2 separate regions of the Homo sapiens genome follow, and region 1 is linked to region 2. A link is an interaction called in ENCODE POLR2A ChIA-PET data of the cell type or tissue named here. Cell type or tissue: Caco-2. All regions are shown on one strand. Region 1 overlaps CLASP1 (cytoplasmic linker associated protein 1). Region 2 overlaps NIFK-AS1 (NIFK antisense RNA 1).

Evidence for each region. Peaks named below come from ENCODE experiments on the same cell type or tissue, not always from the same donor. Only the 100,000 strongest peaks of a DNase experiment are listed, where the experiment ranks them.
Region 1: POLR2A ChIA-PET joins it to region 2 with 5 read pairs; 5 of 35 experiments call an interaction of 5 or more read pairs at or near these places.

The regions. Positions count from the first base shown.
Region 1 is chr2:121,576,776-121,580,775 of GRCh38, forward strand. All of the region lies in intron 2 of CLASP1 (cytoplasmic linker associated protein 1), which reads right to left. Among named protein-coding and RNA genes, the nearest start is that of RNU4ATAC, 48 kb to the left of the region's middle. In Caco-2, no CTCF peak of the experiment used is centred here; no DNase peak of the experiment used is centred here.
Region 2 is chr2:121,705,503-121,709,502 of GRCh38, forward strand. NIFK-AS1 (NIFK antisense RNA 1) reads left to right here. Exons shown (of 4, transcript NR_037857.1): 3 at 266-405. It also overlaps the pseudogene LOC124906186 and the pseudogene NPM1P32. Among named protein-coding and RNA genes, the nearest start is that of NIFK, 29 kb to the right of the region's middle. In Caco-2, no CTCF peak of the experiment used is centred here; DNase peaks (open chromatin) are centred at 2,129 and 2,499; H3K4me3 peaks cover 178 bases.

The DNA.
Region 1 (4,000 bases), 130 kb before region 2:
TAAAGCAGTCAAACTACCTTTCCTATACAGAATGCATTTCAGAATAATCAACTAGTTGAAGAGGCAAAGTTCTTTATAGAAGAATCACAGCTAATAAATAATAGAACTGAAGGAAATGACAGAATTAGAAAATGTCCTATTTTTGTGACAATTGAGGATAACTGAACACAAACTAATTAGTGGTGACATTAAGGGACTGGCGGTAATTTTGTTAGGCGTGATAATGGTACCATGGTTATTTTTTAAGACCTTATTACGGATACATATTAAAATATTTATAGGTAAAATGATAGGACACGTGGAATGTGCTTTAAAATTCTCCAGGGGACTGGGGGGCAGCAGAGGGAAGACAGATGAAACAAAAGCAGCAGAACACTGAGAGTTGTTGAAGCTGGATGATGAGTATGGAGGTTCATTGTTTCATTTTCTTTACTCTTACGTATCTTTAAAAAAAAAAAAAATCCATGACAAAAGGTTGGGAAAAAAGATCCACCTTTATGCATGGGATAATCATCACAATGCACACTTCAAATGGCAAAAACGTGCAAATGACCTAAATCTCTATCAATAGGAGACAAATTAAGTAGATCATAACACATAAAAAGGAATCCTATGAGGCCATAAAAATGACCATATTTCAACAAGAAAACCTATCTGGCTAACTTTTTACACTGAGTAAAACAAAACAACAAACAGGCTATAGAATAGCATATATGGTGAAATTCTAATGTGATATATGCACAGAGAAATGCTGGGAAGGCTGTTCCCCACAGTGTGGGCATCTCTGGGAGGTAATGTATTAGGCAAGTTATTTTCCTCACTGTTCTGTGGCAACTTCTCATAAAGACACTGACCCACGTAATTCTTTGGGAGGCAACAGGGTTCAAGTTTATTTTTAGTTTCCTCAAATTTAAAATGAGGTTGAAAATATGGTTCTAGTGGTGATTTAATGAATAAAATACTGAAAGCAATTATCACAAGATCTGGCATATAACTAGATATTCAAAACATGTTAGAGGCCAGGTGCAGTGGTGCATGCCTGTGATCCTAGCACTTTGGGAGCCCAAGACAGGAGAAGTGCTTGAGTCCAGGAGTTCAAGAGTACCCTGGGCAACACAGACGACCCTATCTCTACAAAAATTTCATTGACTGATTGATTGATTAATTGACTGATTGAGAAAGAGTCTCACTCTGTCACCCAGGCTAGAGGGCAGTGGTATGATCTCTGCTCACTGCAACCTCTCCCTTCTGGGCTCAAGCGATCCTCCCACCCCAACCTCCTGAGTAACTGGAGTTATGGGCACCTGCCACCACGTCCGGCTAATTTTTAAATTTTTTATAGAGATAGGGTTTCACCATGTTGCTCGGGCTGGTCTCGAACTCATTAGCTCACGCAATCCGCCCACCTCGGCATCCCAAAGTGCAAGGATTACACAGGCATGAGCCACCACACCCTGCCGCTAGAAAAGATGAAAAACAAAGAAACAAAGAAACAAACAAACAAACAAAAAACCTGCATGCCTGCAGTCCCAGCTACTCAGGAAGCTGAGGTGAGAGGATCACTTAAGGCCAGGAGTTTGAGGCTGTAGTGAGATATGATTACACCACTGCACTCCAGCCTGGACAACACAGTGAGAGACTATCTCCAAAAAAAAAAAAAAAAAAAAAAAAGGGCCAGGTGCAGTGGCTCATGCCTGTAATCCCAACACTTTGGGAGGCCGAGGCTGGCGGATCACAAGGTCAGGAGATCGAGACCATCCTGGCCAACACGGTGAAACCCCATCTCTACTAAAAATACAAAAATTAGCGGAGTGTGGTGGTGCATGCCTGTAGTCCCAGCTACTTGGGAGGCTGAGGCAGGAGAATCACTTGAACCAGGGAGGCGGAGGTTGCAGTGAGCCGAGATTGCACCACTGCACTCAAGCCTGGCAACAGAGCAAGACTCCGTCTCAAAAAAAAAAAAAAAAAGTTAGACCTCTTTTTGCTTTTTTACATTCCAAAACCAAAATAAAGCAATTGCTTCTTAAAAGCACAAGCATTTGGAAGTGACAGTAAGAGGAATTAAAAACACACACACACAAAAAAAAACTTCACTCTGTAAGTCTAAAACTCATACACTTATACACTTTCCCTCTTCCTCCATATAAATACCATAAAATTCATCCTGTTAAAGTGTACAATTCAGTAATTTAACTATTTGTTGAAACCTAATATACATTTGTTTCATTTTAAAGACAGAATTCAGTCTTCCTTAATACAGCCCCATAATGTATCTTCTGAAACAAATCTTTGAAAATACAGTATTATCCATGTCCTTAGACCGTCACATCATAACAACATTTTAGAGGTGAGCCTAGTCATTTATTCATATGGTTTTTTTACTCTCACATCAAATGCCTGTGAAAATTCAGCATTCTCTCAGAACCAGGCTTCTCCGTAATTTACTATGAAGAAGACAGAGGGGCTGGGGGGATCTGAAGGAGCTTTCTCACATGTATGGGATTCCTTCACATATGGAATCCCTTCCCCTCTTCTAGCTCACTTGTTAAAAATTGGTGTTTCATGTGCATACCATAAACTTCATCCTTTTAAAGTGTACAACTCCGTAATTTACAGTATATGCACAGGTTGTGCAGCCATCACCACTAATTCTAAAATATCTTCATCATCTCAAAAGAAACCGTTATCCATTAGCAGCTGCTCCCGATCCCTCCTCCTCTCAGTCCCTGGCAACCACTAATGCAATTCTCATTCTCCCTAAGGCTGTTTTGTTGGTGAAGGGGAGAGGAAGATGCAAGACATTCATTCTTGAGTCAAAGGATCTCCATTCTATGAGGTTTGTAATATACAAAGAACATGCTTTAACTCCACATGTACCATTATGCATTGAGGAAGATAAATAAGCATCTTCCTCTTGAATTAATCCTTCTACTATAAAGCAGAAATCAAACCAAACTGCCAGATTTGGCTTACTCTGACTGCATTGCTAATAAACTCTGAACATTTGGCATGGCATATTTCATAATCTTCTATCTCAAAAGTCTGAGGCAAAAATAACAAAAAAAGAAAATCTGCAGCAATTACCACGAAAAAATAAACTAAATGTAAAAAGTAGTAAATGAAGTCATTAAAACAAGCTAAATTCATACCAGTGTTTGCTCATTTCACTGGCAAAATTCATCGAAACAGTTCAAGTATTAAATGTAGTAAGAGATTTTCTACAGATTTTTATTTTTGTCTTTTTAGAGCAACCAGATTAAAATTTAAGGGAAAAAAGTGGGACTGATGCAGTGGAATATGCTTTAGTGGATCCCTGATCCTAACTGTAATATTGCTTGGGTATTGTCCATATATTAAAGATGCAAAGTTACTTTATTGTGAGCAGAATTCCAAAAGAAAAATTAAGAAATCACTGTGAGGTACCAGTGATCTTCCCTAATTTCAGAACTGCAACTGTATACCTAACAAGGGCATTACTTTTTACAACAAATCTTTTATTTCTTCATGTAGCAGACAACATAAATAATGTATCATCTTTAATCATATCCTGACAAATACCTTCTCAAAAGCACTTGTAGAAGAAAATTTTAAAATTTCTCTTTATAAAATAATGTATGCCTATTGCGAGGTATTTTAAAAATGCAAGACAGAAATATAACCTATCTATAATTTTATCAATTAGATTAACACCATTAACATTTTCATTTCTTTCCAGATCATTTTTCTACACATTTGTACAAAGTTGAGCCTTTGCTGTATTTAAATTTTGCACTTGCCTTTTTCATTTTACATTATTCCATTAGCATGTCCCCCAAATCACTGAAAACTCTTTATAAACTACACTTGCTGCAGAGTGCACCATCGCCTGGATAAACATGTAAATATTTGTACACATTTATCTTATATTCTCCTAGTGCTGGGTAGTTAAGATTTCCCAATTTGAAAGCCATTATTTCTTATTTCAAGTGTTTTTTAAATCAATCATGCACATATTTTTTTT
Region 2 (4,000 bases):
TCCTCCCCAGAGCTTTGTGTGCGTTCTTTCCCTTCCTGGAAGGCTTGGGCCCTTTCCTGCCGCTGGGGTTGGGTTAAGTCCCCTTATCATGTGCTCCTGGCTTAGTGCGCCTGCTTTCCATAGCACACAACTTATAATCACTTGTTTGGCATCTGCCTTCCTCATGGGATAGTAAGCTCCATAAGGACAGGGCCCAGGTCACCAATGTGTGGAACGGTGCCTGACACACTGTTCGTTTATCTGTTCTTTGACCACGGTCCTGAAGAAATGCCCAGGAGGATTGACGAGATTGAGGTCAAGATCGTGGCCCAGTGTGTGGCGCTCCAAGCCAGCTCTTCCCCTTTCAAAACCAGAAAAGCCGCATGTTTAGATCGCTCTAGGAGATTCATCTCCATTACGATACAGGTGGGTAATGAGTTTCCCTCATAAACTTTTTTTTTCTTTTCTTTTTTATTTAATTTTCACATCAGATATGTAATGTGCCAAGGTAGTAACAAGGTTTGAGGGAGGCACATCTCACACGAATGTGAAAACTCAAAAGATCTAAACTAAGTTTTGAAACAAATCCACAAGTGGGTTTTTCCTCCACAGGGTAAGATTTTCTCCACATGTTTTGACTTGGGTGCATGGGCGTTGCCTTCCCTGCCTGTGGCCTTCAAAAGACCATGGGTGCGAAGTCCAAGCTTTGACTCTTCTGCCTATGATTCTCTGTCAAATGAGAGGCCAAAATTAAAACCACAATGAGGTATCACTAAACACCCACTAGAGTGGCTAAAATTGAAAATTCTGACTATACAAAATATTGGCAAGGATGTAGAGCGACTGGGACTCCCATACATTGCTGTTGGAAATAGTTTGGCAGGTTCCTATAAAGTTAGAATAAATTTATCATATAACCCAGAGATCCAACTTGTACGTATTTATCCAAGAGAAATAAAAACATATGTTCATTCAAAGCCTTGTATATGAATATTTATAAGTGCTTTATTAATGATAGCATAAAACTGGAAGCAATTAAAATGTCTATCAGCTGGTGAATGGACAAACTGTGCTTCATTCACCTAGCAATAAAAAGAACTACTGATGCATGGATGATGGTCTGTGAAACAGAGAAAAATGAGTCTATGCTGTATGATTCCATTCATATGAAATTATAGAAAAGTTTAGCCAGGCGTGATGGCAGGCGCCTGTAGTCCCAGCTCCTTGGGAGGCTGAGGCAGGAGAATCACTTGAACCCTGGAAGGGGGAAGTTGCAGTGAGCTGAGATTGTGCCACTGCACTCCAGTCTGGGTGGCAGAGTGAGACTCCGTCTCAAAAAAAAAAAAAAAAAAAAGAAATCATAGAAAAGACAAACTATAGGGTCAGAAATGAGATCAGTGGTAGCCTGGAACCAGGGGTTGTGGGAGGAGATTGGCCGCAAAGGAGCATGAGGGAACTTTGGAGTGATGGAATTATTCTGCATTTTGATTGTGGGGCTGGTTGCACAGGTGTATGTATTTGTCAAAATTCATTCAACATCTGGTCATGGTGGGCTCACACCTGTAATCCCAGTGCTTTGAGAGGCCAAGGCGGGCAGATCACCTAGGTCAGGAGTTTGAGACCAGCCTGGCCAATGTGGTGAAACCCCGTCTCTACTAAAAGTACAAAAGTTAGCCGGGCATGGTGGCATATGCCTGTAGTCCCAGCTATTCGGGAGGCTGAGGCAGAATTGCTCAAACTGGGGAGGCAGAGGTTGCAGTGAGCTGAGATCACACCATTGCACTCCAGCCTGGCGACAGAGCGAGACTTCGTCTCAAAAACAAACAAAAAGTTTGTTTTGTTTTTAAGGCCTACTTCAATGCAAGCAGAACAAATTTTTAATCTCCGAAAACATGGCTTTTGAAAGGAAACAATAAAAACTCTGCCACTGGGCTAGTGTTACCTGCTTAAAGGATCTGGTGGCTGAATGAAGGTCATTATATCATCAGAGAAAGCCCTCACTTCCTGACACAGTAGCATCTGTGAGGAACAATTAATTGCAACCCTATACCCCCCGCACAAGTGATTTTTATGGTCTCACAACCCCAGGTTGTTAAAATGAGAGGTCAACATCCCTGCTGGTTCGTGGGAAATTCTTCATGGACACATACCTGCCTGGTGATGTGTTGGTCATTTTTCCATTTAGCAGGCAGCTGTGGGTAACGTTTAACCAGGAAAAGAGAGGCTAAATTATGCAAGACATTTACAACGTAAAGAGGGGAGAAACTTCCGTCTGGTCACACTGGGGGTGGCAAGAGTACATATGGACTTCCTCGCGTTTTACCAGCAAAACAGGTGCCAAACATCCCCCGTGGGCTTCTGAGAGCCCCTGCTCTCAGCTTGCTGAGACTTTTGGAAACTGTTTGAAGGCTTCCAAACACCTGCTAACAGGAAGACAAAAGAGTGAGGTTTCTATTTTATGACTTCATCAGGATGATAGGAATGTTCTTGAGTCCATTGCAGCACCTTGCTCTGACCACACCAGCAGGGCGGGAGCAGGGGTGGCGCTGGCAGCAGGCCTCTTCCCACCACTGCTCTTGAGCTCATCTCTGATGGTATCATTCCCAGCTATTTGTTATAAGTTTTTCCTCTTAAACCTACAATTGTTTCAAATCTGCCAGTTTATCTTTTTTTTTCTGTTTTCTTTCCTTTTTTTTTTTTTGATTCATTCAAATATTTATTAAGCAGCTAAGGAGATACAAAGGCGACTTAAAACATTGTCAGAGGTGAGGCAAATGCACAAGTAATAGAAAGGAAAGGGCAAGGTTCACTGAATCACAGCAGCCGGAAGAAAGTGCTTTAGGGAACCAAGCGTGAGATTATTTCCAGCCTGAAGAGGCATGGGTGGCAAATCAGAAAAGGGGATTGAAATTAAAATAGAAGACTTCAGTCTGGATTGTTGATGACACTCAGTATGGACTATATTTGTCTCTCCTTTTCCTTTCTCCCCATCTTTGGGCTTAATTTACCAGCAGTGCCCAGGACTGTTCAATGCGCTTTTTCTATACTTGCTTGCATTTTCGCTTTAATGTCTTCTATGGAACTAGGTCCTTTCGGTGTTTTAGAAGTTTTTTCCTGTTTTTTTGAAGGAGTCTTGTCCTTTTGATCTTGGTGTTGACGGTTTTGAGTCTTTTCCATTCTGATTTGACTTTTGTGCATTTTTGGCTGGAGTATCTCGTATGGATTTCTTCACCGGCGCTTTTTCTTCAGCTTCCCCATCATCAAAATCCTCATCATCATCATCTTCATCTTCATCAGCAGCAACTTTTACTTTTTTCTGTGGAATCTTGCTACCACCTCCACGGGCCGACCGCTTTCCAGATACACTTAAGAGTTTCACATCCTCCTCCTCTTCATCTTCTGACTCTGCATCTTCCTCCACAGCTACTAAGTGCTGTCCACTAATATGCACTGGCCCTGAACCACACTTCAACCGTAAGACCACTGGTGGTGTGATTTCAAAGCCTCCAAGGGAATCCTTTGGCTGTACAGACATTTTCAAAGTTGCCAGTGTTACTTTAATTGGACTGCCTTTGTAATTCATTGCCTCTACTTCAACAATGTGCAATTCATCCTTTGTACCAGCCCCTAAACAGGGAGAATAGCCGCGCAGGACGGAATCACACCAGGTTTTTTTTTGTTGTTTTTTTTTTGAGATAGTGTTTTGCTCTTGTTGCCCAGGCTGGAGTGTAATGGCACGACCTCGGCTCACTGCAACCTGTGCCTCCCAGATTCAAACAATTCTCCTGCCTCAGCCTCCTGAGTAGCTGGGATTACAGGCATGCACCACCACGCCGAGCTAATTTTGTATTTTTAGTAGAGACAGGGTTTCGCCATGTTGGTCAGGCTAGTCTTGAACTCCCGACCTCAGGTAATCCACCCACCTCAGCCTCCCAAAGTGCTGGGATTACAGGAGTGAGCCACCATGCCCAGCCTCCTTTCTTTTTTTTTTTTTTTTTTAAGACAGAGTCTCGCTATATTG